2 separate regions of the Homo sapiens genome follow, and region 2 is linked to region 1. A link is a loop called in an ENCODE intact Hi-C map of the cell type or tissue named here. Cell type or tissue: OCI-LY7. All regions are shown on one strand. Each heading gives the region's core, and the rest is flanking DNA. Links, peaks and the distances in the headings are about the cores only. Region 1 has its middle 100 kb from the start of CCDC201. Region 2 has its middle 31 kb from the start of CCDC201.

Region 1 (11,663 bases), core at 2,504-10,503:
ACCTCAGTCTGGGGAAAAGCCCCAGCCCCCACCAGGACCACCTACCCCCTAGACTACTTCAGGTGCTGAGCCCAAGCCAGGGACAGGAAGCTAAACTGATGCCTAGGGTAATCCCAACAAAGTCCCTGGTTCCCCGCAGCTATGGGGCTGACGGGGAATTACAGCCCAAACCCCAGATGCTGGCTCTCAAACTAACACTGAGCCCTCAGTGCCCACAGGGAGATACAATCAGTGCACTTTCCAGATGGGGAAATGGGCTCAGAGAAGTGCAACAGCCTTGCCCAATGCCCCAGACCACGGCTCCAGGCCCAGAGTGTTCTTTTGTCACTGTGTCCAGAGGGCAGCAGCTGCTGTGATGTACCCACCTGAGCCTGGCAGCTTTCTCCAACTTTGGAAGCCCAGGAGCATGGCCCCTGTCCACAGATGCACCTGGCATGAAGCGTGCCCAGAGGGACAGAGGCAGATGAGTTTCGTCTCCTCCACTGGATTGTGAGGGCCTAGAAGGAGACAAGGGTCTGCTTGAGAAGGCAGTGAATAGTGAGCAACCTGAGGCAGTGCCCCTCTGGATGGATGCGCAGTGCCTGGATGGAAACTGGCTCAGACAGAGCTCAGTTCTGCAGGTCCCTGAGGCATGGAGAGTTCACAGCTACCAAGTGTAGGAGTCTGGATTCAAAGCCAACGGCGTGACTCCAAAGTCCCTGCCCTAGCCCCTGGACCACCTTGCAGGCCCATCAGATGCCTTGGCCAGCAGCACAGCCGGCCAAGACCAGGGAAACTTCAGAGCACCCCCAGGTATTCCAGAGCCTCAGAGCACCCCCAGGTATTCCAACCTAATCCTGGTACCCCTGCCTCTCACCACCCTTCTTCCTGCTTTAACCTCAACCCCTACACAAAGCCTGGGCCACTTAATGTGGCATCAAACAGATGCCTCAATAAATCAGAGTGTAATCTTGAAAAAAAAATAAGACTTAACAGATACACAATTGCATGTTAGAATGCTAAAGACCATAAACATATAACAACTTAAAGTACATATAAATTCAATATATATCCAATCGTTGTGACTATGACACAGTAGAATATTAAAATACTATTTTCAAAATGTATACAAGCTTAATGTTCTATGTATTCAAACTATTTATTCAAAATACAAATCATCAACATAATTTGCCACTAATATTCAGTCCCTTCACAGGACACGATTCACTGGGAGTTAATAAATTAGCAGCCGGCAGGCAGTGACGCACAGCAAAAATGAAAACCAAGAGGTGAAATAGTTCTGAAATAAAGGTTTTAAAGCTAACAGAAATCACTGAATTACTAAGTCATTAGCACTAATTTTGAGCCGACTAACTAATTAATACGAGATGATACAATGTCCTATACTTTGGTAAATACAGACTATGTTTAAACAATGTCTGTAACGTGACTTTCAAAATGCTCCTGGCTTTACAAAGATGTGATTAAGACGTAGTAATACATGCTAAACCATTTCCCCCTGCAGAGCATGTGGTAACTTTCATCAGTCACACTGAGAGTCCAGAAGATAAAGGAAAAGGTCATGGATTTTGCTAAGAACTTACCAGAGTTGAACTCCCTCATTTTCCGTTCCCCAGCATTGGCGGGTTCTGGGACTGGTGGCTGTGGTGGCTCGTTGGTCTTTGTCTCTCAGAAGGTGGGGAATAATCATCATCTTGAAAAAGAAAAAATGGTCATTACTGAAGGAACCATCTTAGGTTACAGCCACCTCTGGGTCAATTCCCAACATTGAAAAGCTGAGCAGGGCTTTAAAGCTATCTTATTAATAATTATTTCTGTATTGCGAACTTCAGCATACTTTTTTCTAGTTACATTTGAAATGTTATTCTTTTGGGATGTGCTCAAGTGAATACTGCTTTTTCCTCTGTCTTGCTTTATTACTTTTTAGTTTGCTTCATTTGAATCATCATTTTAAGTCTCCCCTTCTCCTCAAATAACTTTCAAATTGCTGCCAAGAACTACGTTCTATTTTAAGGCTTTTGAGAAAAAACTTTCAATGAAGATAGCCACCTAAAGTTATACAAATATAGAAGAAACGGGATAAAATAAAGCTTAGATTGGAAAAAATATTTAAGATTATACAAAATTCAAGCATAAACAAGGGAAGCTGAGTAATTGTATGTTCAAATACTTTTAACAAGTGCAAAACATGTAGTCTTAAAGAAATAGAGCTGGCCAGGCATGGTGGTTCACGCCTGTAACTCCAACACTTTGGGAGGCCGAGGCAGGCAGATAACTTGAGGTCAGGAATTCGAGACCAGCCTGGCCAACATAGTGAAACCCCCTCTCTACTAAAAATACAAAAATTAGGCCAGGAGCGATGGCTCATGCCTGTGATCCCAGCACTTTGAGAGGCCGAGGCGGGTAGATCACCTGAGGTCAGGAATTTGAGACCAGCCTAACCAACATAGAGAAACCCCATCTCTACTAAAAATACAACATTAGCCGGGTGTGGTGGCACATGCCTGTAATCCCAGCTACTTGGGAGGCTGAGGCAGGAGAATCCCTTGAACCCGAAAGGCAAAGATTGTGGTGAGCCGAGATTGTGCCATTGCACTCCAGCCTGGGCAACAACAGCGAAACTCCATCTCAAAAACAAAAAAGAAAAAATTAGCCAGGCGTGGTGGCACATGCCTGTAATCCCAGCTACTTGGGAGGCTGAGGCAGGAGAATCGCTTGAACCCAGGAGGCTGAAGTTGCAGTGAGCCGAGACTGCACCATTGCACTCCAGCCTGGGTAACAGAGCAAGACCCTGTCTCAAAAAAAAAAAAAAAAAAAAAGAGAGAGAGAGAAAGAAAGAAAGAGGGCTACATTATTTATGAAACAGATACTGTTAACTCAGTCACCAGAAAGCCTGTGTATAAATGAGCAGTGAGATATCCAAGCACAGCACACACACACTTCTCAGGACAGCTGTCGTGAGAGTCCATGCTCGTTTCCTTCTGGATACATCAGCAACTCACTCTGCTATGATCCTGCAATACATCTCATGTTAGAATTAGAGACATCTGGGCCAGGCACAGTGGCTGACGCCTGTAATCCTAACACTTTGGGAAGCCGAGGCAGGCAGATCACCTAAGGTCAGGAGTTCGAGACCAGCCTGGCCAACATGGTGAAACGCTGTCTCTACCAAAAATACAAAAAATTAGCTGGGCATGGTGGCGCACGCCTGTAATCCCAGCTACTCGGGAACCTGAGGCAGGAGAATCGCTTGAACCCAGGAGGTGGAGGTTGCAGTGAGCCGAGATCGTGCCACTGCATTCTGCCATGGGTGACAGAGCCAGGCTCTGTCAAAAAAAAAAAAAAAAAAAAAAAAACAGAAAAAGAAAAAGAAAAAGAAAAAAGAATTAGAGACATCTGGATCAAATCAGCTGCCAGTCTCGCAAAGTGTCGGGTTAACATCCTATTAAGATTGCTGCTTACACATCATCTATAAAATACTGAAAATATCATTTTAAGAAATCTTTTTTTTACTTGGAGACAGAGTTTTGCTCTTGTTGCCCAGGCTGGAGTGCAATGGTGCGATCTCAGCTCACTGCAACCTCTGCCCCCTGGGTTCAAGCAATTCTCCTTCCTCAGCCTCCTGAGTAGCTGGGATTACAGGCATGCACCACCACGCCTGGCTAATTTTGTATTTTCAGTAGAGACAGGGTTTCTCCATATTGGTCAGGCTGGTCTCTAACTCCTGACCTCAGGTGATCCACTGACCTTGGCCTCCCAAAGTGCTGGGATTACAGGTGTGAGCCACCATGCCTAGCCAAGAAACCCTTATTTGAAAACAAGCCAGGTGCGGTGGCTCATGCCTATAATCCCAGCACTTTGGGAAGCCAAGGTGGGTGGATCACTTGACGTCAGTAGTTTGAGACCAGCCTGGGCAACATGTTGTAACCCCATCTCTACTAAAAATATATTTAAAAAATTAGCTGGGTGTGGTGGTGGGCACCTGTAATCCCAGCTTCTCAGGAGGCTGAGGCAGGAGAATCACTTGAACCTGGGAGGTGGAGGTTGCAGTGAGCGGAGATCATGCCACTGCACTCCAGCCTGGGTGACAATAGAAATACTCCATCTCAAAAACAAAACAAAACAAAACAAAACAAAAAACCACTAAAAAAAAGACTCCATTTCAAAAACAAAACTAAAATCAAAAACACAACACAAATGTAGTATACAAATGAAAATAATTACTGTGTTAAACACAGTTTCATAGAAAATAAAAGACCAATCAAATACAATAAGCTGCCTTTTTAGATGGGTATGTTATTCTTCTTTTACAGCTAAAGAAACAGGCTCAGAGAATGTTATTTGATTGGACCGTGTTGCATCTCTGGACAGTGCAGCTGAAATCAGACTGTGTGTGTAACTCCACTAGCCTACCAGGGTGCCTCTCATAAAGTTAGTAAGAAATGTAAATTTGGCCTAATATACAAAGTTGCCAGGGCAGCACTGGGTCAATTCTACATACAATACTTCTATGTTCATCAAGGGAAACCTTAAGGGAAAGTGAAAATGCTTTTAGAAGGCGACTGGACACCAGCGCCTTTGCTTGTTGCCTTTGGGCTCTTCTTCTAAGGCCAACAGTGACCTGAAATTATTGACTGACTTTTCCAATCAGGTGGACAAAATGGTACCAAGGTCGCCAACATCAGACAAATTCACTTGAGGGCCTTATCTGTGTGCTTTGAAAGACAAAACTGCTTTTGTAAAGGATACTTTACAAAAACATAATCACATTAATAACTAGTAACACTGTAAAATGCTGACGTGTTGAATGCTACTTTAGAAAAACATGTTCAAATTTAGGGAAAAAATTTGATACAAAACTACCTATCAATTATCTAGCTAGCTAGCTAGCTATCTCGAGACATGCTTTCATTCTATTGCTCAGGATGGGAAGCAGTGGGATTACCATAGCTCACTGCAGCCTTGAGCTCCTGGCCTCAAGTGATCCTCCTGCCTCAGCCTCCTAACTAGCTAGGGCCACAGGTGGACACAGTTACGCCTGGGTTTTTGTTTGTTTGTTTTGTAGAGACAGGGTTTCACTACATTGCCCAGGCTGGTGTCAAACTTTGGAGTCTCGCTGTGTCGCCCAGGCTGGGGTGCAGTGGTGCGATCTCGGCCCAATGCAACCTCCGCCTCCCCAGTTCAAGTAATTCTCCTTTACCAGCCTCCCAAGTAGCTGGGACTACAGGCATGCGCCACCACGCCCGGCTAATTTTTGTATTTTTTGTAGAGACTGGGTTTCACCATGGCCAGGCTGGTCTCCAACTCCTGACCTCAGGTGATCCACCCACCTCGGCCTCCCAAAGTGTTGGGATTACAGGCGTCAGCCACTGAGCCTGGCGGAGCACTTTCTTATGTTATTAAGTAGCCTAACCCAGGTGGGGCGCGGTCCCTCATGCCTGTAATCCCGACAACTCTGATGGCCAAGGTGAGAAGATCGCTTCAACTCAGGAGTTCGAAACTGGCCCGGGCAACATAGCGAGGCCCTCCCCCTATCTCTAGAAAAAAATACGAAAATTAGGCCAGGTGCGCACCGCGCCCGGCTAATTTTTGTATCTTTTGTAGAGACGGGGTTTCGTCATGTTGCCCAAGCTGGTCTCGAACTCCTGAGCCCAAGCCATCCATCCTCCCGCCTCGGCCTCCCAAAGTGCTGGGATTACAGTAGGGCCCAGCCAGCCTCATGTTTTATTTAGTAGTCCCTCCCTGTTGCACACTTGGATAGATTTTTAATTTTTTTAGACAGGGTTTACCTCAATCTCGCAGGCTGGAATGCTGTGGTGGGATCATAGCTCACTGGAGCCTTGAACCTTTGGGTTCAAGTAGCTGGGGGTCTGAGGTAGGACTACAGAGATGGGGTTGCGCCATGTTGCTAGGCTGCTCTTGGCCTGAAGGGTCCTCCCGCCTCGGCCACGCCAGACATAGTTTTCTATTTTTGACCAACATAAACACTGTGCTGGGTCTGAATTTTTCAGCTACCCTTCTTCAGCCGGCAACACACAGGACCTGGCGGGGAGGTCACTGTTATTAGTCCCCACTCTGATGAGAAGACTGCCCAGCTCCAGGTACTGTAGCGCCCCAGTGACGTAGGCGAACACCCGCTCCTGTGGCGTCGCGGAAGGCCCACCTCTATGGTGTCGGCGAAGACGCGCCCTTGTGACGTCACGGAAGGCGCGCTCTTGTGACTTCGCAGGAGACCGCCACTCACGCGGAGCCAATCGGAACTCGCGGCGGGGTTGCTGGGTCTTCCAGGATCGCGCATTAGCGGACGCTGGCTACGGGTGGCCGGGCGGGATGTAACCGGCTGCTGAGCTGGCAGTTCTGTGTCCCCAGGCTTCGGCCCGGCCGCCGCCGCACATAAACTGCGAGGAGGAGCTTTACGACTTCTCGGTCTTCGGGGCCGGGCGCAGCAAGGGCCAGACTCTGCGCTAGCAGGCGCTGCGCGCCAACCGGCCGGCCCCTGTCGCAGAAGGTGCAACCGATCGCACTGTCGCGCAGAAGCTCCTCAATGGCCAGCGCCAGCTGCAGCCCCGGCTGCCCACTCGCCTCACCTGAGCCTGGGTACGTGCGCCCCACAACACCTCCACCAGCCAGGGCCCGGGGACTCCCGGTAGCGTCCCCGGCTACCTGGCGCCGTTCATCCTGGGCAGGGTCGGCCCCCTCTGAGGCTGCCCGGCATGAGGGAGCTGCACCCCTGAGCTTGACGTCTGACGGCCCTTTGTAATAGCATTAAGTCTTTGAAACTTTGTAGCGGGGTAGAAGGGGCTAGGAAACGAAGAAAACATCTTTTTAAAAATATAAGCGATCGGCTGGGCGAGGTGGCCCACGCCTGTAATCCCAGCACTTTGGGAGGTCGAGGCGGGTGGATCACGAGGTCAGGAGTTCAAGACCAGCCTGGCCAGCATGGTTTCACTGAAACCCGGTCTCTACTAAAAACACAAAAATTAGTTGGGCCTGGTGGCGGGTGCCTGTAATCCCAGCTACTCGGGAGGCTGAGGCAGAGAATTGTTTGAACCCGGGATGCGGAGGTTGCAGTGAGCTGAGATCGCGCCACTGCACTCCAGCCTGGGCAACAGACCAAGACTCCGTCTAAACAAACAAATATATGTGTGTATATACATGCGATCGAGCCCGGGAGGTTGAGATTACAGTGAGCTGAGATTATATAAGCGATCAAGCACGGGAGGTTGAGGTTACAGTGAGCTGAGATTGCGCCATTGCACTCCAGCCCGTGTAACAGAGGGAGACTCTGTCTCTAAAAAATTATATGCAAGTGAGAGCTTTTCTTCCAGCCCTCATGCTCAGACTGAAGAAAGTAATTGGGCCAGGCCCGGTGGCTCACGCCCCTAATCCCAGCATTTTGGGAGGCGGAGGCGGAAGCGGGTGGATCGCTTGAGCTCAGGAGTTCCAGACTAGTTTGGGCAACATGGTGAAACCCTGTCTCTACAAAAATACAAAAAATTAGTTGGGCATGGTGGCATGCACTTGTAGTCTCCGCTACTTGCGAGGCTGAGGCGGGAGGATCGCTCAGCTGCAGCCTCGACCTCTTGGGGCAATCCATTTCAGCCGCCCAAAGTGCTGAGATTACAGGAATGAGCCATCGTGCCTGGCTTTACACTATATTTTAATACTTTTTTTGAAAATGGAAAGTTTTACAGGCAATTCACTTCCTTCAAACTAATGATAAGGAAGTGATGCTGTTCTGTTCTGTTTTGTTTTTTGTTTTTGTGTTTTTTTTTCTTTTTTGAGATGGGGTCTTTGCCCAGGTTGGAGTGAGGTGGTGCAAACAAGGCTCACTGCAGCCTTGACCTTCGGGCTCAAGGAATCCTTCCCTGTCAGCCTCCCCGGTAGCTAGGACTACAGGTGCATGCTACCACGCTTGGCTAATTCTTTTTTTGAAATGGAGTCTCACTCTGTCTCCCAGGCTGGAGTGCAGTGGTGCAATCTCGGCTCACTGCAGGCTGGTCTCAACCTCTGACTTCGGATGGTCCACCCACTTCTGCATCCCAAAGTGCTGGGATTACAAGTGTGACCCACCGCGCCTGGCGATTTTGCTCATTTTAGATACTAGAACTTTTTAATTTAAATTTTTTTTTCACTGAGATGGAGTCTTACTTTGTCTCCAGGCTGGAGTGCAGTGGCGTAATCTCGGCTCACTGCAACCTCCGCCTCCTGAGTTCAAGCGATTCTCCTGCCTCAGCCTGCCAGAGTTGCTGGGACTACAGGTGCGCACCACCGCACCCAGGAGTTCAAGGCTGCAGTGAGCCATGATCGTGCCACTGCACTCCAGCCTGGGCAACACAGCGAGACCCTGACTCCACAAATAAATAAATCAACATCATATGATCTGTACCAGGGTATAGGCAGGTGCTATGATCCCCACTTTTCATCCTCAACTCTAAGTTGAGTCATACATCAACCTCTAGTAAAAAGTGGCATGCTCTCAGTCAAAGGGGTAAGCCCAAACCACGTGGAGAGAATCTTATCTCTTTTGAGAGCTAATATAAAAAGAATTCCTCCTAGGCATAAAAATATTGTGACATCAGTTACTTAGGCTAAACATGCCTATTATGCTAAGTGAGTTATTAACAATAAATACTTTAACTCTGTGCCATGTTAATTATCATAATCTGATTTATAATTTGTTTTAACCTTAGGTTATATATACCTTGAAGCCATTTATATTTTGGTATACTTGTAATAGTTACTATACACTGGACTATGTATATTGGACTAAACATGGAGAGTCAAAAAAGAGTATGTGGTCAGAGTAGAAATCATGCCCTAGCTTCCTTCGTGTCTACCTCCTACCTTGAGTAGAAGCGGTAGAAAAAGTAATTACCTAAGATTTTTTGGATTCTGGTTTGTGGAGAAGCACCCTTATATTTAGGCTGATGGGTGGCGAAATTAGAAAGTATTTTTTGTGATTTAGAATTTTATACGGAGATGTTCATTGTGATTAATTATTCTTTGTATTAGCAGATTTTTGCTTTTTATAGCTGCATGATTTCTTGTTTATTATTCATTCATTATTGTCTATTAATAAAGAAAAACTTTATTTCACTGAAGCAGTGATACATAATCCAACTTGGATTTTTAAATAATGACTGACTTTTTTCTTTGGGAATACATTACTGTTAAAAATGTAGATTATTAGATACATTACTTTTAATGAATATAAGTGGTATAATTAGAAGGCTGAAAAGAATCCTTGGAAACGTGAGTTTAATTTGATAGCTAAGAAACTGAGGACAAGATACTTATTCTTTGTAGCGTATTTTCTAATGTCATTTCATTGTCTCACCAAGAAATACTTGCATAAAGCAAGTTCAATTATAGCATCTGTTGAATATTTAAGGTTGGGTAAAGTGGGTGAGTTTAACAGATATTTTCCCTTATTTCTTTTAGGTGAATCTGGACTGGGAAAGTTGACATTAATCAACTCATTATTCCTCACAGATTTGTATTCTCCAGAGTATCCAGGTCCTTCTCAGAGAATTAAAAAGACTGTACAGGTCTAGATATTAGTATTTTTAATTGATGATAAGCTGGAATAATATTAATACACACAAAGCACATGTTGTAACTTTTATTATGCTTCCTTAGAGGTAAGATGCAAATTTGCCCTTAGCCAGTGTAAGATGGTAAATATGACTTCATAAAATTAAAAAAACAGAAGAAGTACAGTTAATCAAAAGAATTATCTTGACTAGAACTTTCCAAATTTGTCCTAAGGATTCTCCTAGAGATGACACTGTGACATAGTAACCAATTCCCCTGGAGTTGTGCTATGTCGTATGATAGTCATTTGCCACATGTTTAAATCAATTAAAATTAATTAAATTAAAATGCAATTTCTCATTTGCTCCAGATACATTTCAAGTGCTCAACAGCCACATGTGGCAAGTGGCTGCCATTTTGTGCAGCACATATATGAAGATTTTCATCATTGTAGAAAATTGCATTGGACAGTGTAGAGAAAACATGATTCATAGAAAAGCTATTGTTATTTAAATACAGTGTTCTATATTAGTCGGTGGGATAATACCATATCATAGTTGAATGGCAATAGCAATTCTGTAAGACTCCCAAGGTATATGTGATCTAATTTACTGCTTCTCAGTCTTTGCTATGAATTCCAATCCTGGGTATCCTGTTAAATTTAGTTCTTCTAGTAGTTCTGAGATGGGCTGCCTTTCTACATTTCTAACAAGATCCCAGGTGATGCTGATGCTGCTGGATGGTAGATCACACTTTATAAAGCAAGGGGCTAGACTCTAGATATGCACTTTTTATTAAATAGTACAGCAGCCTGTAGCCACATGTGGCTATTAATCTTTGAAATGTGGGTAGTCTGAATTGTGATGTTCTGCAAATATAAAATATACCACAGATTTCTAAGACTGAGCATGGAAAAGAAAATCTCCGTAATTTTTTATATTGATTGTATACTGCAGTGATAATATTTTGGATGTATCGGGTTAAATAAAATTGACTGATTTCACCTTTTTCCTATTTTAAAAGTGGCTACTAAGAAAATTTTAAATTACTTACATGATTGACATGGTATTTTTATTTGGCAGCGCTGCTCTAAGCTGTTAATGAAAAATATTGTTGGTGAGCTCTGCTTAGGTAATATATAGGACACGAGCAGAGAGGAGGCACGTGAACAGTTCTGGCGGGAGTAGGCTTCATTGAGGCCGTGATGCTTTTAGCTGGATTTGAAGAAGTGGTAGTGATCATCCCAGTGCACAGGATAGTAGGGCAGTCTATATATTCTGAGCAGTAACTCATACATATCATACTGCAAGACCCCAAAGGAGTAATTTTGTGAAGTAAATATCTTATTTCTCCTTTTTAATGTTTCCATTTTAGGAATTTTTTTTTTTTTTTTTTTTTTTTTAGTAACCTTCATAGGGCTTGAGATTTAAAATTACCTGCAAAATTCTACTCTAAAAACTTGATCCTACATGCTTATTTATTTTGTGATAAATATTGGAAATTTTAAACCTAAGTAAGAAAATGAACTTTGAACTATCTTAATTTGGGTATCTGTTATGAATACCTTCACTTAAGTATTTATGAATTTAGATATGAAAGGTAAAACTAACCACTATCCAAATTAATATACAGTTCATTTCCAGAACCCTAGTTTCTTCCATGTGCTCACTCTCATTCAGTATTACAACCCCCAAAGATAAACACCATACTGACTGCCTTCTCCATAAATTTGCCTGTTCTTGAACGTTATATACATATACTTTTTTGTATCTGTTTTCTTTCAGTGCAGATTATGTCTGTATTATTTACTCATGTTGGGTGTAGTTGTTTTTTCATCGTCGTATAATACTCCATTGTGTGACTGTATCAGTATATATCCTTTATTATTTATTGTAGATAAGCCTTTGGGTTTTCAGTTTTTTACTAACGGGAACATTCTTGTGTATGTCTTAGTAGACTTAGGCACTCATTGCTGTTGTGTGTGCATAAAGATATAGAGGTATTTGAGTTTATTTTATTTGATTTCTAGTGAGGTTGAACATGTCTTTTGTACTCAATAACTGTTCAGATTTCATTAAAGTGTTTTGGTAATCTTAATATTTTCTGTCATTTTCTTGCTGATTTAT
Region 2 (11,663 bases), core at 2,348-10,347, 73 kb before region 1:
GGAGGGAGGGGAGAAAAAAGAGAGAGAGAGGGAAAGAAAGAGAGAAAGCAATTATTATAATATGATGGTCAAAGTGTTCTTATTCAGTTAGCCTCTCACCAGAGCTTAGCGGAGGGGTCTTCAACTCTAGACTACAAGTTAAGGCAAAGTTTTCAGAATTGAGTTTTTTCCTGTTTTTGTTTTTTTGTTTGTTTTTGAGACAGGATCTCGCTGTGTTCCCGAGGCTGGAGTACAGTGTTGCAATCATAGATCACTGCAGCCTGGAACTCCTGGGCTCATGTGATCCTCCCATCTCAGCCTCCCAAGTACCTGGGATTACAGTAGAGAAGCACCACCATGCCCAGCTAATTTTTAAATTTTTTTGTAGAGACAGGGTCTTGCTATTTGCCCAGGCTGGTCTCAAACTCTTGGGCTCAAGCAATTCTTTCTCATTGGCCTCCCACAATGTTGAGATTACAGGTGTGAGCCACCATGCCCACCCAGAGTGATTTTTTTCTTTTTGAGACGGAGTTTCACTCTTGTCATCCAGGCTGGAGTGCAGCGGTGCAGTGGTGCAGTGGTGCAGTGGCGTGATCTCGGCTCACTGCAACCTCCGCCTCCTGGGTTCAAGTGATTCTCGGGATTACAGGTGTGAGCCACCGTGCCTAGAGTCCATATTTTGGAATATTTTCGATCTGTGGTTGGCCGAATCCATGGATGGGGAACCTGCAGTTATAAGGGTCAACTGTACTGGCCTCGTCAGTCTGGAAATGCCCCTTCTTCTGTTTTCTGGAGATTACGTGTAATTGGTGTTGCTATTTCTTTAACTATGAGCAGACTTCTCCAGTGAAACTATCTGGGTCTGGAGATACCTTTTTTAAGAGTGGGAGGAAAGAGTTAACACAACAGGTCTGATTCATTCATTTCTCACTTATTTCTATAGCCAAAGCATGGCCATTGGTCAAAGTCTGAAAACCAAACTCCTGGAATATTCACATAGCTACCGGGTCAGATGTTATTCTCCACGCCCAAAACAGTGAGCCCAGATGAACCAGGCTGTCAGCAGGTTTAAAGTAAACATACAGATTCATGATGCTTGGCCAGGCTCAGTGGCTCAGGCCTGTAATCCCAGAATTTGGAGAGGCCGAGGCAGGCAGAATCGCTTGAGGTCAGGAGTTCAAGATCAGCCTGGCCAGCATGGCAAAAACCTGTCTCTACTGAAAATACAAAAAATTAGCTGGACGTGGTGGTGAGTGCCTGTAATCTCAGCTACTTGGGAGACTGAGACAGGAGGATCATGTGAACCCAGGAGACAGAGGTCGCAGTGAGCCAAGATCACACCACTGCACTCCAGCCTGGGTGACAGAACGAGACTCTGTCTCAAAAAAAAAAAAAAAAAAAAAGCCACAGTGAGCTATGATCATGCCACTGCACTCCAGCCTAGGAGACATAGTGAGACCCCATTTTTGAAAAAAAAAAAAAAAGAATAAAAGATTCATGATGCCCAACCTGGTGGTTTAGGGCTGTTTGGTCACATGGCAGGAATGTCACCCAGGCTGGAGTGCAATGGTGTGATCTCAGCTCACTGCAACCTCCGCCTCCTGGGTTCAAGTGATCCTCCCGCCTCAGCCTCCCAAGTAGCTGGGATTGCAGGTGTGTGCCACCATAGCCGGCTAATTTTTTTACATTTTTAGTAGAGATGGGGTTTTACCATGTTGGCCAGGCTGCTCTCGACCTCCTGACCTCAGGTGATCCGCCCCCGTCAGCCTCCCAAAGTGCTAGGATTACAGCCATGAGCCAGATGGAGTCTTGCTCTTGTCTCCTAGGCTTGAGTGCAGTGGCACGACCTAGGCTCACTGCAACCTCCGCCTCCCGGGTTCATGCGATTCTCCTGCCTCAGCCTCCAGAGTAGCTGGGATTACAGGTGCCTGCCAACATGCCCAGCTAATATTTTTGTATTTTTGTATTTTTAGTAGAGATGGGGTTACACCATGTTACCTAGGCTGGTATCGAACTCCTGACCTCAGGTGATCCACCCGCCTTGGTCTCCCAAAGTGCTGGGATGACAGGCATGAGCCACCACGCCCAGCCTTTTTTTTTTTTTTTTAAATAAAGATCTGATCTTACCATGTTGCCCAGGCTGGTCTCAAACTCCTGGACTCAAGCAGTTCTCCCATCTCGGCCTCCCAAAGTGCTGGGATTACAGGGATGAGCCACTGTGCCTGGCCTAACCACACAAATTTTGACTCCAGAACTCAAGTGCGATTTCCTGGGCAAGGACATCTCACACAAGTCCTTGCAGTTTGCTCCTGGAAAAGATAAGTCTGTGCTGTCCCTGCAGAGGTTAAGTATGCATTTGACCTTCCAGCCTTCATCTATTAATATCCTTTTTCCTGCTGTCTTTGTATTGTATCCTCCACTGTAATAAACCTTCACCTAGAGTATAACTTGATCTAGAGTCACATGGGTCCTTCCAGGGAATCACCAAACTAGTTGTATGCGACCATGAAGACAAGAAATTCTTTTATTAAAACTATGAATTCAAGGACAGGCGTGGTGGCTTACACCTGTAATCCTAACACTTTGGGAGGTTGAGGTGGGTGGATAGCATGAGGTCAGGAGTTCGAGACCAGCCTGGCCAACATAGTAAAACTCTGTCTCTTCTGAAAATACAAAAAATTAGCCAGGTGTAGTGGTGGGCACCTGTAGTCCCAGCTACTTGGGAGGCTGAGGCAAAAGAATCGCTTGAACCCAGGAGGCAAAGGTTGCAGGGAGCCAAGATTGTGCCACTGCACTCCAGCCTGGGTGATAGACTGAGACACCATCTCAAAAAAAAAAAAAAAAAAAAAAGGATTCAGCTGGGCCTAGTGGCTCATGCCTGTAATCTTAACACTTTGGGAGGCTGAGGCAGGTGGATTGCTTGAGCCCCAGGAGTTGAAGACCAGCCTGGGCAACTTGGCAAAACCCCATCTCTACAAAAAATAAAAATCTAGCTGGGTGTGGTGGCGGGCGCCCGTAGTCCTAACTACTCAGGAGGCTGAGGTGGGAAGATCACCTGAGCCCAGGAAGTCAAGGCTGCAGTGAGCCGTGATTGTGCCACTGCACTCCAGTATGGGTGACAGAGTGAGATACAGTCTCACAATAAAATAAAATAAAAATAAAAAACCATGAATTCAATTTTTAAAATTGTTACAAGATTTTAAAAATTATGTTTCCTATGGAGTGTTTTTTGGTAGTTTGTAGTTTTCAAGGAATTGGTCCATTTCATCCAACTTGTTGGATTTATATGGGTAGAATTGCTTAGTATTCCCTTATTATCCTTTTGTTAGTTGTTTTGTTTTGTTTTGTTTTGTTTTTTGAGACAGAGTCTCACTCTGTCACCCAGGCTAGAGTACAATGGCACAATCTTAGCTCACTGCAACCTCTGCCTCCCTGGTTCAAGCGAGTCTAGTGCCTTGGCCTCCCGAGCACCTGGGATTACAGGTGCCCGCCACCACGCCTGGCTAATTTTTCTTTTTTTTTTTCTTTTGAGACAGAGTCTTGCTCTGTCGCCCAGGCTGGAGGGCAGTGACCTGATCTCACCTCACTGCAACCTCCACCTCCTGGGTTCAAGCGATTCTCCTGCCTCAGCCTCCTGAGTAGCTGGGACTACAGGCGCCCACAACCATGCCCAGATAATTTTTTGTATTTTTAGTAGAGACAGGGTTTCAATGTGTTAGCCAGGAAGGTCTCGATCTCCTGACCTTGTGATCTGCCCACCTCGGCCTCCCAAAGTGCTGGGAATACAGGCATGAGCCACCATGCCTGGCCTAATTTTTGTATTTTTAGTAGAGACGGGGGTTTCACCATGTTGCCCAGGCTGGTCTTGAACCCCTTACCTCAGGTGATCCACCTGCCTCCACCTCCCAAAGTGCTGGGATTACAGGCATGAACCACTACACCGGCCTTGTTTTGTTGTTTTGTTTTGTTTTGTTTTGTTTTGAGGTTTTGAGACAGAGTTTCGCTCTTGTTGCCCAGGCTGGAGTGCCCTGGCACGATCTAGACTCACTGCAACCTCCTTGTCCCAGGTTCAAGCGAATATGGAACGCAACACAAATTTGCATGTCATCTTTGTGCAGGGGCCATGCTAATCTTCTCTGTATCTTTCCAATTTTAGTATATGTGCTACCGAAGCATGCACAATTTTTGTATTTTGTGTAGAGATAGGGTCTTGCCATGTCACCCAGGCTGGTCGCAAACTCCTGAATTGAAGTGATTCGACCACCTCGGCCTCCCAGAGTGCTGGGATTACAGGCATGAGCCACAACACCTAGCCTCAAATGGAAATTTTAAAACAAAAATACAATAACAAAAATTTAAAACTCACTAGATGGACTCAATTAACAATATGAAGGTGAGGAAGAGTCAGTAGACAAACGTGGATTGATAGAAAGCATTCAAACTGGCCGGTCAAGGTGGCTCATGCCTGCAATCCCAGCACTTTGGGAGGCTGAGGTGGTGGATCATTTGAGGTCAGAGTTCGAGACCAGCCTGGCCAACACGGCAAAGCCCCGTCTCTACTAAAAATACAAAATTAGCCAGGCATGGTGGCACACGCCTGTAATCCCAGCTACTCAGGAGGCTGAGGCGGGAAATTGCTTCAACCTGGGGAGGCAGAGGTTGCAGTGAGCTGAGATCGCGCCATGGCACTCCAGCCTGGGCAACAAGAGCAAAACTCCATCACAAAAAAAAAAAAAAGTGCTGAAACTGAGGCCGGGCGTGGTGGCTCATGTCTGTAATTCCAGCACTTTGGGAGGCCAAGGTGGGTGGATCACCTGAGGTCATGAGTTTGAGACCAGCCTGGCCAACATGGTGGAACCCCGTCTCTACTAAAAATACAAAAATTAGCCAGGCTTGGTGTTGACTGCCTGTAATTCCAGCTACTCAGGAGGCTGAGGCAGGAGAATCGCTTGAACCTGGGAGGTGGAGGTTGCAGTGGAGCCGGGATCGTGTCACTGCACACCAGCTGAAATGACAGAGCAAGACTGCATCTCAGAAAAAAAAAAAAAAAAGAAAGAAAAAAAAAGATCAATGGGATTACTTGGTGTGTTTCTGTTTCTTTCAGGGAAATTTATCAGAAGAAAGAGAAAGGATATTTCAGTTTTCTCTGAAAAGCTGATTTTGAAAAGAGCCCTATATCTTATACATAATTTCCCCATGATTCTCCAGAATTCTAAAAAGGGAAGCACATTGTTAATGTTAAAAGGTTTTTTCCTAGGGCTATTTTTGGACTGGACAGAAAAGCAGAATAGTTTGTGTTTTGTGTGGACTTCAGAGTGCATTGAAGGCTGTAAAATAACCGATCTTGTTAGACATCTGTATCCAAAGTCACAGCACTCCAAGCATAGTATAACCCTTGTATATTACTAAAGACTACCCCATTGTTATGTTTTTGCCTTTTTTTTAATAAACCGGCTTTACTGAGACATAATTTACGGACAATAAGTTCTACATATTTGAAATATCAAGTAGATGACTTTTATCAAAGGTATAAAACATTTTCACCTCCTTCCCTCCCCTTTACAGGCAATCTCCCTTTCACTCCCCACTCCAGGCAACCACTCATCTGATTGTTCTCTCTATAGGTTAACTTTGCCTGTTCTAGAATTTCATGTAACTAAAATCACACAGTATGTGCCCTTTTGTGTTTAACACGTCTCACTGAGCACAATGTGAGATTCACTCACACTGCATGCATCAGTAGGTTCCTTTTTATAGTTGAGTGGAGGTTTTGGTCTGAACATACCACAATTTATTTATTCTCCTCTTGATTGACAAAAGGGTTGTTTAGGATTTTTTGGCTAAGTAAATCTCTTTTGAATGTTATTGGACTAGAATTTTTTTTTATTTCATTATTATTATACTTTAAGTTTTAGGGTACATGTGCACAACGTGCAGGTTTGTTACATATGTATACATGTGCCATGTTCGTGTACTGCACCCATTAACTCGAGATGGAGTTTTGCTCTTGTTGCCCAGGCTGGAGTGCAGTGGCATGATCTTGTTTCACTGCAACCTCCACCTTCCAGTTTCAAGCGATTCTCCTGCCTCAGCCTCTCGAGTAGCTAGGATTACAGGCACCCACCACCACGCCCAGCTAATTTTTGTATTTTTAGTAGAGACGAGGTTTCATCATGTTGGCCAGGCTGGTCTCAAACTCCTGACCTCAGGTGATCCGCCTGCCTCGGCCTCCCAAAGTGCTGGGATTATAGGCGTGAGCCAGCGCACCTGGCCATGTTTTTGCTTTTATGAGATATTCATTGGAATTAGAATTTGTTTGATGCCGCTTCAGGATATCAGTAATTATTAAAAGAAAATGTGACTTTTTAACAAAGCAGTCCAGGAATACATTGTAGAGAAAAAAGATGACTGCTTAAAATATGGCTATGGTTAAAATGTTGTCTATATTAAGGAACCTTCGTGAGATCCCCGACATCATTGTGAACACAATCTTTTGTGATTATGTTACATGATTTTCATCTTTTTTCAATTTATCTAAGTGCTTGGCCATAAAGACACAACTGACCACGCTTAACCCCTCTTGAAGACATTTTTAAATCTCTACATGAATACTAACTCCAACATATCTATCTTGTTTTTACCACAAGCATTTTGAAAAAGCAGAGTAGGCCAGGTGCAGTGGCTCATGCCTGTAATCCCAGCACTTTGGGGGGCTGAGGTGGGTGGATCAGCTCAGGTCAGGAGTTCGAGACCAGCCTGGACAACATGGTGAAACCCCGACTCTATTAAAAATACAAAAATTAGCTGGGCATGGTGGCAGGTGCCTATAATCCCAGCTACTCAGGAAGGAGGCTGAGGCAGGAGAATCACTTGAACAATCCAGGAGGCAGAGTTTGCAGTGAGCCGAGATCTCACCATTGCACTCCAGCCTGGGTGACAGAGCAAGACTCTGTCTCAAAATAAAAATTAAATAAAAAAAAAGAAAGGAAAAGAAAAATCTGATGAATGGGGAAAATCTATATGTATTCTTAGAAAAAAATGCTTTTCAGGGCTGGGCGCGGTGGCTCACACCTGTAATCCCAGCACTTTGGGAGGCTGAAGTGGGTGGATAACCTGAGGTCAGGAGTTCAAGACCAAATTGACCAACATGGAGAAATCCTGTCTCTACTAAAAATACAAAATTAGCCAGGCATAGTGGCACATGCCTGTAATCCCAGCTACTAGGGAAGGCTGAGGCAAGAGAATTACTTGAACCCGGGAGGTGGATGTTGCAGTGAACCAAGATTGCACCATTGCACTCCAGCCTAGGCAAAAAGAGTGAAACTCCATCTCAAAAGAAAAGGAAAAAACGCTTTTCAAATTTTTGCATTTCTGACAACTGGATGTCCCCACCTGCCAACCAGTCCTGTGGCCCCCACTCAGGAACTGACTCAGCCCAAGAGGACAGCTTTAATTCTCTATGATTTCATCTCCTGCACCCAACCAATCAGCAGGCCCCCTATCCTAGCCCCTTGCCCACAACACTATCTTGGAAAAATCCCTCTTCTGCAAGACGTTAGCAAGATTGATTTGAGTAATAACTCCATTTCCCACGTGGCATAGCTGGCTTCGCATCAATGAAACTCTTTAACGCCATGGTCTTCAGTGGATTTTGTTTGTGTGGTAGTCAGGAAGAACCCCTTGGGCCATTACAAACATGGGGACATGTAGAGGACCATTTTAGGGACCCCATTCTATTGAGTGCCATGAATACAGAAAAAATCGTGATTCCATTTACATGTTTTAGAAGTGAGAGAAACTCCAAATATGATATGGTCAAGTTGTGCAACAGAATTCAGAATTTATTCAATATTACAGTGTTTATATCACAGAGAACATCTTTGTCACTTATACAGGCAGTTTTCCCTGGGGCTCACATGCTATTGAACACTGTAACGTTTATTTTGGAGAGAATCTGTGGAGATGGGGGAGGCATCGTCAACATTCCAATGCAGCATCAGCTAATTCACATGCAACAAAGAGTCTATCAATGCAGAAATGTGCAAGAGCTTTTGGAAAAGTATAGCTCATTCAACATCAGAGAATTCACAATGGAGGAAAATCGTATGTGTGTAATGGACGTAAAAATGCTTTGAGATGGTGCCCAGAGCTAATCAGACATTCTGGGATTTTGTAGCACAGAGGGGCCTTGTGAGTATAATGGATGAGGAAGAACCTTCAATCAGAGTTCCATACTTAGACAATATCAGCTAATTCAGGTGGGACTTTAAATGGTCATACGTAATGAAGACGGAAAACTCGGGGAAGCATGGGGAATATGGAATGTGAGATCATCCACACTGGAAAGAAGTCTTAGGAGTACAATGAGTGTGGAAAATCACTTGGGGACAAGTTTAGCTTTCTCATCATTGGAGAATTCACACACAAAAAAGGAATGAGCTTGGACGGATCATGGGAGAACTTTCAGGCACTAATCAGGCTAATTCATCCCGGAGAAAAACCTTGATGATGAAGAAGGGGAAAAAGTCTTCCAGTTTTTTTCCTTATTGGATTTCAGAGAATCCTCAGTGACATATAGAGAAACTTGCTGGAGGAATTCAGGGTTTATTAAGATTCACGTTAAAACATTAATCCCATTAAAGTAGGAGTTTAAACTTTTTTGCTTCTTTCACCCCAATCAAAGTTTTCATTCCTTACGTCTCTGTTGAGGGAATGAAGCAACAGGCAAAAATCAATGGTGCACTGGCTTTGCCTTTCAAAACATTACACAATATGTGGGGTGCAGAAGGACAGCATTGAGAGGTGCTGGGTTTGGTGCCAGAATATGGCAGTTGCAAATTCTAATATCATCACAACACACTCATAGGTAGGCCCCATATATCTGATGAACTTCCAGGACCACATCTCTACAAATGCTGAAGATTATTTGGAGATGGGAAAATGTGGCTGCAGGTGCTTTTTCTCCAGGTCTGAGTAAAATGAAATAGTGGGTATTTCTAAGATACATTAGGAGGATGCCAGTTTCTCTTTGTTTCATATTTTCAAAAACAGAGATTTAAAGAGGATGGGCTAGAGCTCTTACGTTCAGCTTCTTATTCCATAAGGGAAGAATCAGGCGTATTTCTTGTGTTGAAGCAACACACACACACACACATACACACACACACACACACACGCACATGTTGTTTGGCAAAAGTCAGACCAGAAGAAAGCTTCTCTCCTACCAGCCTCATTCCTTGGCCTTGAACCAGCATTCTAAGTCTTCCAATACATCCTTGTCTCTCCCTACAGTAACTCTCCCATTGAGTTCTGTTTTTGTTTGTTTTTTGAGAAGGATTCTTGCTCTGTAGCTAGGCTGGAGTGCAGTGGCACAATCTTGGCTCACTACAACTTCTGCCTCCCAGGTTCAAGTAATTCTCCTGCCTCAGCCTCCCAAGTAGCTGGGACTACAGGCATGTGCCAACACGCCAGGCTAATTTTTGTATTTTTAGTAGAGACAGGGTTTCAGTATGTTGGTCAGGCTGGTCTCAAACTCCTGACCTCTTGATCCACCTGCCTTGGCCTCCCAAAGTGCTGGTATTACAGGCGTGAGCCATCATGCCCGGCCCATTGAGTTCTTAATAGAAGTGAGTTAGGTTTTGTAGATTTTTGGCTCCTAGCTTTGCTTAGAGAAGCCAGAAAGAGGCTCAGTGGCTCACACCTAGAATCCCAGCACTTTGGGAGGCCAAGGCAGGCAGATCACAAGGTCAGGAGTTCAACACCAGCCTGGCCAACATGGTGAAACCCCATCTCTACTAAAAATACAAAAATTAGCCAGGTGTGGTGGCATAAACCTGTAATCCCACCTACTGGGGAGGCTGAGGCAGGAGAATCGCTTGAACCTGGGATGCGCAGGTTGCAGTGAGCCGAGATCGCACCACTGCACTCCAGCCTGGGAGACAGAGTGAGACTCCATCCTAAGAAAAAAAAAAAAAAAAAAAAAAAGAGAGAGAAGCCAGAAAGAAAATGTAGGAAAAAAGAGGAGAGGCAGGGGAGATGAGGAATGAACAAAGTTGCAGAGGGGTTGGGGTGGGGGGCGGTGGCTATGCACATAGAGAATGGCAACTGAGGACACCTTATTCCTGAGAACTAAGGTGGCACTAAGGTTGATGGCTAGAGAGTAACTGAAAGGCCTATTTCCCACTAGGCCAGTTTAGTTCCAGCTGCCATCAACTTTTTCTAGTTAGTTCCCTTGCTCACACTCAAAATCTCAGGCATTAAAGCCCCACTGAGTTACCACAATTCATCGAGTCCTGTTTTAGAAGATGTCTAAGGCTGGGCAAGGTAGCTGACACCTGTAATCCTAGCACTTTGGGAGGCCAAGGTGGGTGGATCATGAGGTCAGGAGATGGAGACCATCCTGGCCAACATGGTGAAACCCTGTCTCTACTAAGAATACAAAAAAAAAAAAAAAAAAGTTAGCTGGGCATGGTGGCACTTGCCTGTAATCTCAGCTACTTGAGACCCTGAGGCAAGAGGATTGCTTGAACCAGGGAGTCAGAGGTTGCAGTGAGCCGAGATCACACCACTGCACTCCAGTCTGGCAACAGAGCAACTCAGTCTCAAAATAAAAAAAGAAGATGTCTGGAACTTGCATGAATATCTCTTTCTTTCCTTGTCTATGTCCCCTAGGCCTTGGGGTTAGGACTCTGAGCTGGGATTCCTCTGTAGGCTAAGACCAATCCTCATTCTTATTCCCTCCATATGAGCAATAATTTGATTTCTAATGTCTAAACTTAGGTTGATTTTCCATTGGGAGTTACAGCAACAGTCACGGGGTTCTGAGAAGCGGTGAGGGATGCTTTAGGCTGCAGGTAGCAGAAATCTGCCCAGAAAATAAAGACACGTGACTTACAGATCAGTAAGACTGGAAGTGGGGGTTCCAGGATAGGTATGGTGGCTCAACGCTGTCATGGAGGACATAGGCTCTGCCATCCTCAGTATGTGGGCTTTTCCCCTTGGTCTTGTTGCCTCGTGGTCTCAAGATGGTCCCAGCCATCTCGCCATATGTTTTTGTTTTGTTGTTGTTGTTGTTGTTGAGACGGAGTCTCTCTCTATCACCCAGGCTGGAGTGCAGTGGCATGATCTCGGCTCACTGTAACCTCCGCCTACAGGTTCAAGCGATTCTCCTGCCTCATCCTCCGAAGTAGCTGGGATTACAGGCATGTGCCAGGACATCCAGCTAATTCTGCATATTTAATAGAGACCAGGTTTCACCGTGTTAGCCAGGCTGATCTCAAACTCCCAACCTCAGGTGATCCACCCACCTCGGCCTCCCAAAGTGCTGGGATTACAGGCATGAGCCACGGTGCCTGGCCCACAATTTTTGTATTTTTAGTAGAGACGGGGTTTCACCATCTTGGCCAGGATGGTCTTGAACTCTTGACTTCGTGATCCACCTGCCCTGGCCTCTGAAAGTGCTGGGATTACAGGCGTGAGCCACCATGCCCGGGAAATGGGATGGCGTGCTGCATGGGCTGGAAATCCCTCTACGTTCTAGCAGCACAGCTAAGTCACCCACCCACTTCTAAGCCAACTGACAGCAAAGGGAACAAGTGGCAAACTGGCTGCAATGACACCCACAGGCAGGAGGTCCCCCTGGGATGGCTTCTCTCGGCCCTTTTTGGAGTCCCAGCTCAGTTCCT

What was found. Peaks named below come from ENCODE experiments on the same cell type or tissue, not always from the same donor. Only the 100,000 strongest peaks of a DNase experiment are listed, where the experiment ranks them.
Region 2: it touches region 1 in a loop (5-fold over the local background); 10 of 110 quality-filtered maps call a loop at or near these places.

What each region holds. Positions count from the first base shown.
Region 1 is chr7:45,763,594-45,775,256 of GRCh38, reverse strand. It overlaps the pseudogene SEPTIN7P2 and the pseudogene GTF2IP13. Among named protein-coding and RNA genes, the nearest start is that of CCDC201, 100 kb to the left of the region's middle. RefSeq lists enhancers at 5,949-6,308, 5,630-6,407. In OCI-LY7, for the core only: no CTCF peak of the experiment used is centred there; a DNase peak (open chromatin) is centred at 6,196; H3K4me3 peaks cover 2,510 bases; H3K27ac peaks cover 1,256 bases.
Region 2 is chr7:45,836,130-45,847,792 of GRCh38, reverse strand. It overlaps the pseudogene RNU6-326P. Among named protein-coding and RNA genes, the nearest start is that of CCDC201, 31 kb to the left of the region's middle. In OCI-LY7, for the core only: no CTCF peak of the experiment used is centred there; a DNase peak (open chromatin) is centred at 5,682; H3K4me3 peaks cover 784 bases; H3K27ac peaks cover 1,344 bases.